Linked DNA regions of Homo sapiens: regions 1 and 3 are each linked to region 2. Evidence: read pairs that join two places in POLR2A ChIA-PET (ENCODE). Cell type or tissue: GM12878. All regions are shown on one strand. Region 1 overlaps BSN (bassoon presynaptic cytomatrix protein). Region 2 holds the start of TRAIP (TRAF interacting protein). Region 3 overlaps RBM6 (RNA binding motif protein 6).

Evidence for each region. Peaks named below come from ENCODE experiments on the same cell type or tissue, not always from the same donor. Only the 100,000 strongest peaks of a DNase experiment are listed, where the experiment ranks them.
Region 1: POLR2A ChIA-PET joins it to region 2 with 6 read pairs; 3 of 35 experiments call an interaction of 5 or more read pairs at or near these places.
Region 3: POLR2A ChIA-PET joins it to region 2 with 5 read pairs; 2 of 35 experiments call an interaction of 5 or more read pairs at or near these places.

Annotation. Positions count from the first base shown.
Region 1 is chr3:49,575,925-49,578,424 of GRCh38, forward strand. All of the region lies in intron 1 of BSN (bassoon presynaptic cytomatrix protein), which reads left to right. Among named protein-coding and RNA genes, the nearest start is that of BSN, 23 kb to the left of the region's middle. In GM12878, no CTCF peak of the experiment used is centred here; no DNase peak of the experiment used is centred here; H3K27me3 peaks cover 259 bases.
Region 2 is chr3:49,855,152-49,857,651 of GRCh38, forward strand. TRAIP (TRAF interacting protein) reads right to left here and starts at 1,413. Exons shown (of 15, transcript NM_005879.3): 1 at 1,205-1,413. The coding sequence starts at 1,302. In GM12878, a CTCF peak has its summit at 1,589; a DNase peak (open chromatin) is centred at 1,470; H3K4me3 peaks cover 1,573 bases; H3K27ac peaks cover 732 bases.
Region 3 is chr3:49,985,853-49,988,352 of GRCh38, forward strand. All of the region lies in intron 5 of RBM6 (RNA binding motif protein 6), which reads left to right. Among named protein-coding and RNA genes, the nearest start is that of RBM6, 47 kb to the left of the region's middle. In GM12878, no CTCF peak of the experiment used is centred here; no DNase peak of the experiment used is centred here.

The DNA of each region.
Region 1 (2,500 bases), 280 kb before region 2:
ATACACACGCATACTTTTTTGAAGAAAGATCATACTAAATGCATTGCTTTGCACCTTGCTTTTTTCACTGAACAATACGGGAGATACTTCTCCCCACCCTCCCACTTTTCAGAGAATTAGCTGTTTTGGTCCCAGATAACTTTTGTAAGAGACAAGGTGTTGTCTCTTACTGAATTAGAGTAACCGCTGGTGCCTTTTGGGGCTGTTGGGTACTCCTGTGTCCCAGGTGAATCTCCAAGTAAACCACTATATCTTCTGTTCTAGCTGGATTCCTACTTGCTCCATCTCTGAGGGCACTGTGAGCTGCAGCAGCATCCTGCTTGGGGAGGACAGTGGCCTTGTCACCTAGGTTCTGCCTTTGGATTCCAGGGAGCTTCCAGGCTCTTGTCTCCCTTTCTGGCCAGGGCTGTCTCTTGAATGCAGGAATATCTGGGAAATTCCCTGTTTCTTCCTTGGTAAGAGGTGTGAATTCACTTTTCTTTTTTTTTCTTTTTTCTTTTTTCTTTTTTTTTTTGAGACAGAGTCTTGCTCTGTCACTCAGGCTGGAATGCAGTGGCACGATCTCAGCTCACTGCAACCTCCATCTCCTGGGTTAAAGTGATTCTTCTGCCTCAGCCTCCCAAGTAGCTAGGATTACAGGCACCCACCATGATGCTCGGCTAATTTTTTGAAATTTTAGTAGAGATGGGGTTTCACCATGTTGGCCAGGCTGGTCTTGAACTCCTGGCCTCAGGTGATTCACCCACCTCAGCCTCCCAAAGTGCTGGGATTACAGGCGTGAGCCACTGAGCATGGCCTCACTTTCTTTATTCATACCCTCATATCTGGGCAGTCTGCCTTGCTCAGGCTCATACTCATCTGAGCAGAAGACTGCTTTCAGAGGTTCCCTGGGAGCAGGGCCATTGCAGCATGAGTAGTCATTTGCAGCCAGCATCCTGCCTTTCTTCTTGATGCCAGATGGTGCCCTACATTGGTATATGCTGCCTGTGTCCCTTCAGAGACTCAACCCCAATCCGGAAGGAGGGTGGTTCCCATCTCTCTGGAACTCTTCTCCAAAGGTTTTGGTGTTTGGAATTTGAAATTTTTTTCTAGTGCAGTCCATCTCCACCTTGGGTCAGACCTCCTTTCCAGGGCACGATAGTGCTTGGAGTCATTCATTTATTCAACAAATATGTATTGAGCACCTGTTACATGCCAAACACTGTTCTAGGCAGTACTTAATGTTGGCTACTAATTATGTCCTGCTCCCGAATTTCTTCGCTATCTTGCTTGTTTCCCTATGGCTTGTGAGAGGCTTCTGCCTCTAAATTTACCCCAGGAATATGAATTTTGAATTTCTAGGCAATCAAATTACAAGAGTTTGTTCCTGGGTTTTAACTCAAATTCTACCCTACTGGGAACATTTTTTATCTTCTATGAAATGGCAAACAGCTAGGAGACATGTTTCCTAGGAACTGGCCTTCTTGGTGCATTTCAGAGGAAGCACTTCATTTCAGAGGGTTGAGATTGTGAGAGCAGGGCTTGGAGGCCAGGAGTTCCCAGGCCAGGTCCTAGCCTTGCTGCCTGTTTTTCTGTTGACCTTCAGCTGCTTTGTTTCTTTTTTCTTTTCTTTTCTTTCTTTTTTTTTTTTTGTGAGACAGAGTCTCGCACTGTCGCCCAGGCTGGAGCTCAGTGGCATGATCATGGCTTACTGCAACCTCCACCTCCCAGGTTAAAGCGATTCTCCTGCCTCGGCCTCCCAAGTAGCTGGGATTACAGGCATGCACCACCATGCCTGGCTAATTTTTGTATTTTTAGTAGAGATGGGGTTTTACCATGTTGCCCAGGCTGGTCTCAAACTCCTCACCTCAAGTAATCCACCCGCCTCGGCCTCCCAAAGTGGTGGAATTACAGGCATGAGCCAACGCGTCAGCTTGCTTTGTTTCTTTAATCTTTAGTTTTCTTGGAAAAAATGGAAATGATAAGAATACCCACCTGTGTGGTTGTTAGGCAGGTATTATGTAAAGGAAGAGCCTGCTACATAGAGTGAGCTGAGAACTGCTGGGGGTAGCGGGGTTACTGTCCTGATTCCCAGCAGTGAAAGGCATTTAAATCATTACAGGTTTCACACCTAAGTTTTCTTTTTTCATTTTAAACATCACTTGTTATTTTCTAATTTTGTGGATGCTTAATACATTAGCACACTAATACATGCTTACAATTTAGAAACGAATATTGCATATTTGGGGGCTGTAGGCTCGGCTATCCTTTTCTTAAAGACAGGACCGTCCTTGTTGCCCACCTAGGATGGTCTCAAACTCCTGCCCTCAATGCTGCCACAGCCTCCCAAGTAACTGGGATTATAGGCACAAGCCACTGTGCCTGGCTAGTTACTCTTTTAAAAATATCTTTCTGAGATATAATTCACTTACCATAGAATTCACTCATTTTAACTGTGCCATCCAATGGTTTTTAGTGCACTTAGAGTTCTACAACCAAAGCTACAGTTTTTTTTTTTTTA
Region 2 (2,500 bases):
TGTAAAACACAAGGACACAGAAAAGTTTAAAGTAAAAGGATAGGCCCTAGCACTTTGAGAGGCCAAGGTGGGTGGATCACCTGAAGTCAGGAGTTCGAGACCAGCCTGGCCAACATGGAGAAACCCTGTCTATGAAAAACACAAAAATTAGCTGGGCGTGGTGGCGCACGCCTGTAATGTCAGCTACTTGGGAGGCTGAGGAAGGAGAATCACTTGAACTCAGGAGGTGGAGGTTGCAGTGAGCCGAGATCACGCCACTGCACTCCAGCCTACACGACAGGAGCGAGACTCCATCTCAAAAATAAAATAAAATAAAAATAAATAAATAAAGTAAAAGGATAGAAGAAAATAGAGTAGGCAAACAGAAAATAGAGTACGCTTAGAGGCGAGCTTAATTTCTAGTCTAACCAAACAGCAGTGGCTCCCTCAGCATGGGGCTCAGGCTGTCAGCAACACAGGCCTAAACAAAGCTTTGCAAGTAAGCCAGCAGCCATCAGTGTCATGCCTGCCTTTCTGCTTCCTAGGGCCTTTAGCCCCACAAGACCCTGTGATTATTATCACCCACCATTCCCAGGGGTAACGCTGCCTTATCTCTTTTGCTAGGAGGTCCAAACCGGCCTGTCCACATCTGCTAGGGGAATCTTTCCCCACTAGCTGTACACTCAACAGAATGGCCCTACACGGTCAGCAGGACCCCTGGATAGGGGAGCATCTCCTTGCCTTCCCCATGTTAAACGGGTTTGCTGACATGGCGAATACATTGGGGTGTCTGGACAGTGAGATGACTCTGGGTAGAATAATTCCAAACCATCAAGTAAGGCACAGCAAACTCTCTTGGGTAGCCAGAAGCCTAGCAGGTTTCTATCTGGAAGAAATAAAAGGACTTGTTGATGTGGTGAAAGCTCACCCTTGCCCAGGCTAACGGTTTTGAAATCACATCTGTTTGTATAGGTGATCAAGGAAGCATCTATCTTCACTGAGCCATCTTAGTCCCCCTCAGGCTTAGCTCAGCTATCACCTCTACCAGAAAGCCTGTCCTGACCCACTTCTGCCCAGGTTGGGAAGCTCCCGTGGGGCCTCGTCTAGGAGGAAGGTTCTCATCACTTGTCTGGATTCCGGGGTTGGACCGCCTGGAGGCCCAACACCTCAAGGCCCTGAAGCGGTACCCGGGCAAACACCGGGCCCCAACACTGCAGTCACTCACCACTGCAAGTGGAAGGTGTGGCCGCAGTGGATGGCGGCCACGTCGCGGGAGTGATCGAAGAAGTCGGAGCAGATAGTGCACAGAGCACGGATAGGCATGATGGCTGGACTCAAGGGGCCCAGGCAGCCAAAGAAACTGCTACAGGTCCGGCTTCGTAGACGCGCCCCCGCGCCTCCGCTTGCTTCAAATTTGGCTCCGCAGCACGACTTCCTGGAGCGGGCCGGAAGTGACAACACAAAACTTTGGGCGGAGCGTGAATACTTCGCCTGGATTGGACAAATTCTCGGATGGGCGGAACTATGGGCGGGGCTTAGCGGCCCCGAGGCCGTAGAGAATCCTGGGCGGAGCGCGGTCGCTCTCAGGCGTCCTCTGGGGAGACTCGACCTGCCACTTGAGAGCGCAGCATTATATCAAGGCGGGGAGCAGCGAGGCTGCCAGCTGGACCCTTTTCCAGGGCAAGGCAGCGCATTGTGGTCCCATGCCAGAGCTGGCGCGAGGCAGGCTGGGCCAAGGCAGAGAAAACCGCAGCCGCAAGGGAATAGAACAATGGTCCCGATGGGTCCCTTGGGCTCTGGACAGTGATGGACCATGCGCTATGGTCTGTAGTTCCCATAGACCACAATACCCTACCCTCTCAGTCCTCAGTTCCGGGCGATTCTAGAAAGATGGACACATAGGCCCCAGTCCCTCAGGTCACCCCAGGCCAACCTTGGCTTCATCCAAGTAAGATATGACTATCCTTGAGTTTGGAGACACTAGGGCCAGTACCCTGACTTTAGCTCTTAGCTCTCAGGAGGATCAGTTATGCTTGAGACTGTAGTAGGGTTGGAATTTTGGAGGCCCAGATGCTTCAAAGACTAGAGACTAACAAATCCTTTTTATTATTCCCACATCAGAGAAGTTATCTTTGAGGAGGTTATCTTTGAGGTCCTCCCAGAGAGCAGCATCCCTGGTGAGTTCACCCAGGCCCACCTGGGCTGGAGTAAGTCAACTTTTGGGTTTTTAGGCTTAGTATCTGTGGCAGTGTTACTCCCTCTACCCAGAAGAAACCCTGTGCATAGTCCCATAATATAAAGCTGATCTGCTCCAGCTGAAATAGACCCAGAGTGAGATTTCATTTGGGGCATAGGTGGAAAGCACAGGTGTTCACAGAAAGAAGGAATCAACACAGAGCAGCATAGAATCTTTGTGCATTGCTCACCCTACACCCTCTCCCTAGCTCAGGGAAGCTATCTTTGGCTATGAGCAGGGTCTGTCCTTGCGGTGGCTGGCCCAGGTAGATTCCAGCTCTATGCC
Region 3 (2,500 bases), 130 kb after region 2:
ACCTCGGCCTCCCAAAGTGCTGGGTTTACAGGCGTGAGCCACCATGCCTGGCCTTAAGAATGAGTTGATTGTTCTTAGTCTCAGTTGAGTACATTGTGTTATGTATAGAAAATGTTATATTTTCATTTTTAAAAATTATTATTATTATTTTGAGATGGGGTCTCACTTTGTCACCCAGGCTGGAGTGCAGTGGCACGGTCTTGGTTCACTGGCAACCTCCACCTCCCAGGTACAAGTGATTCTTCTGCATCAGCCTCCTGAATAGCGGGAATTACAGGCGCCTGCCACCAAGCCTAAGTAATTTTTGTATTTTTTTTTTTTAGTAGAGACGGGGTTTCACCATGTTAGCCAGGCTGATCTTAAACTCCTGACCTCAAGTGATCCATTCGTCTCAGACTCCCAAAGTGCTGGGATTACAGATGTGAGCCATTGCGCCCAGCCCATTTTAAAAAATTAAACTGGCCTGGTGCGGTGGCTCACGCGTGTGATCCCAGCACTTTGGGAGGCCGAGGCAAGCGGATCATGAGGTCAGGAGATTGAGACCATCCTGGCTAACATGGTGAAACCCCATCTGTACTAAAAAATACAAAAAATTAGCCGGGCATGGTGGCGGGCTCCTGTAGTCCCAGCTAATTGGGAGGCTGAGACAGGAGAATGGCATGAACCCGGGAGGCAGAGCTTGCAGTGAGCCGAGATAGCGCCAATGCACTCCAGCCTGGGCAACAGAGCAAGACTCCGTCTCAAAAAAAAAAAAAAACAAAACAAAAAAAAACCAAAACATTAAACCATACTCTCTAACTGTGAAGAAGTTGTGATTTATTCTTTAGTGTTACCTGCCATTCTTTTTGTCTCTTTCTCTCTCTTCTCTTCTCCTCTCTTCTCTTCTCTCTTCTTCCCTCCCTTCCCCTCCCCTCCCCTCCCCTTCTCTTTTCTTCTCTTCTCTTTTCTTTTCTTTCAGAGTTTTGCTCTGTTGCCCAGGATGGAGTGCATTGGCATGCTCACGGCTCACTGCAGTGTCAACCTCCCAGGTTCAAGCTGTCCTCCTACCTCACCCTCCCTAGTAGCTGGGACTATAGACATGCACCACCATGCCTAATTATTTTGTATTTTTTGTAGAGACGAGGTTTTGCCATGTTGCCCAGGCTGGTCTTGAACTCCTGAGCTCAAGTGAGCTACCTGCCTCAGCCTCCCAAAATGCTGTGATTACAGGTGTGAGCCTTATTTTATTATTTTTTTTTGGGACAGAGTCTCTCTCTGTCCTCCAGGCTGGAGTGCAGTGGCACGATCTTGGCTCACTGCAACCTCTGCTTCTCGGGTTCAAGCAATTCTCCTGCCTCAGCCTCCCAAGTAGCCTCCCAAAGTGCTGGGATTACAGGCATGAGCCACCATGCCAGGCCTCTGATGCATATATTTTTTAAAAATAGTATTTTCCACCTTACAGTGTATTTAAGAGTTTGTAAATTTCCTTTTTTGTTTTCTTTTTGGAACAGTGTTGCTCTGTTGCCCAGGCTGGAGTGCAGTGACATGATCTTGGCTCATTGCAACCTCCACCTCCCAGATTCAAGTGATTCTCCTGCCTCAGCTTCCCGAGTAGCTGGGATTACAGGTGCCCGCCACTACGCCCAGCTAAATTTTTTGTAATTTTAGTAGAGACAGGTTTCACCATGTTGGCCAGGCAGGTCTTGATCTCCTGACCTCAAGTGATCCGCCCACCTCGACCTCCCAAAGTCCTGGGATTACGGACATAAGATACTGTGCCTGGCTGAGTTTGTAAATTTCTTTCTTTCTTTTTTCTTTTTTTTTTGAGACAGAGTCTTACTCTGTCACCTGGGCTAGAATGCAATAATGCGATCTCTGCTCACTGCAACCTCTGCCTCCTGGGTTCAAACAATTCCCCTGCCTCAGCCTCCTGAGTAGCTGGGATTACAGCCGCCTGCCACTATGCCCAGCTAATTTTTGTATTTTTTGTAGAGATGGGGTTTTGCCGTGTAGGCCAGGCTGGTCTAGAACTCCTGACTTCAGGTGATCCACCCACCTTGGCCTCCCAAGCGTGGGGATTACAGGTATGAGCCACCACGCCCGGTCATCAAAGATAATGTTTTTAATGATCAGGAGCACTTTGAGATGTTTAGAACAATCTGAAACCTGATTTCCAAGCCATCTCAAAATATACTTTGGTAATCAAGACAGGGAAATGATGGTGTTATATCATTTGTGGGACTCAACTGATTTTGTTGAGTATTGATTTTGCTGTGGGATTCCTTGTTCTCTTGGTTGTGTTGGGCCTACTGCTTTTTAAAAAAGTATTTTGAGACAGGGTCTTACTCTGTTGCTCAGGCTGGAGTGTAGTGGCGCAGTCTCTTGTCTCTGCAACCTCAATCTCCTGGGCTCAAGGGATCCTCCCACCTCAGCCTCCCAAGTAGCTGGGACCACAGGTACCCACCATCACACCTGGCTAATTTTTGTATTTTTTGTAGACATGGGGGTCACTGTCTTGCCC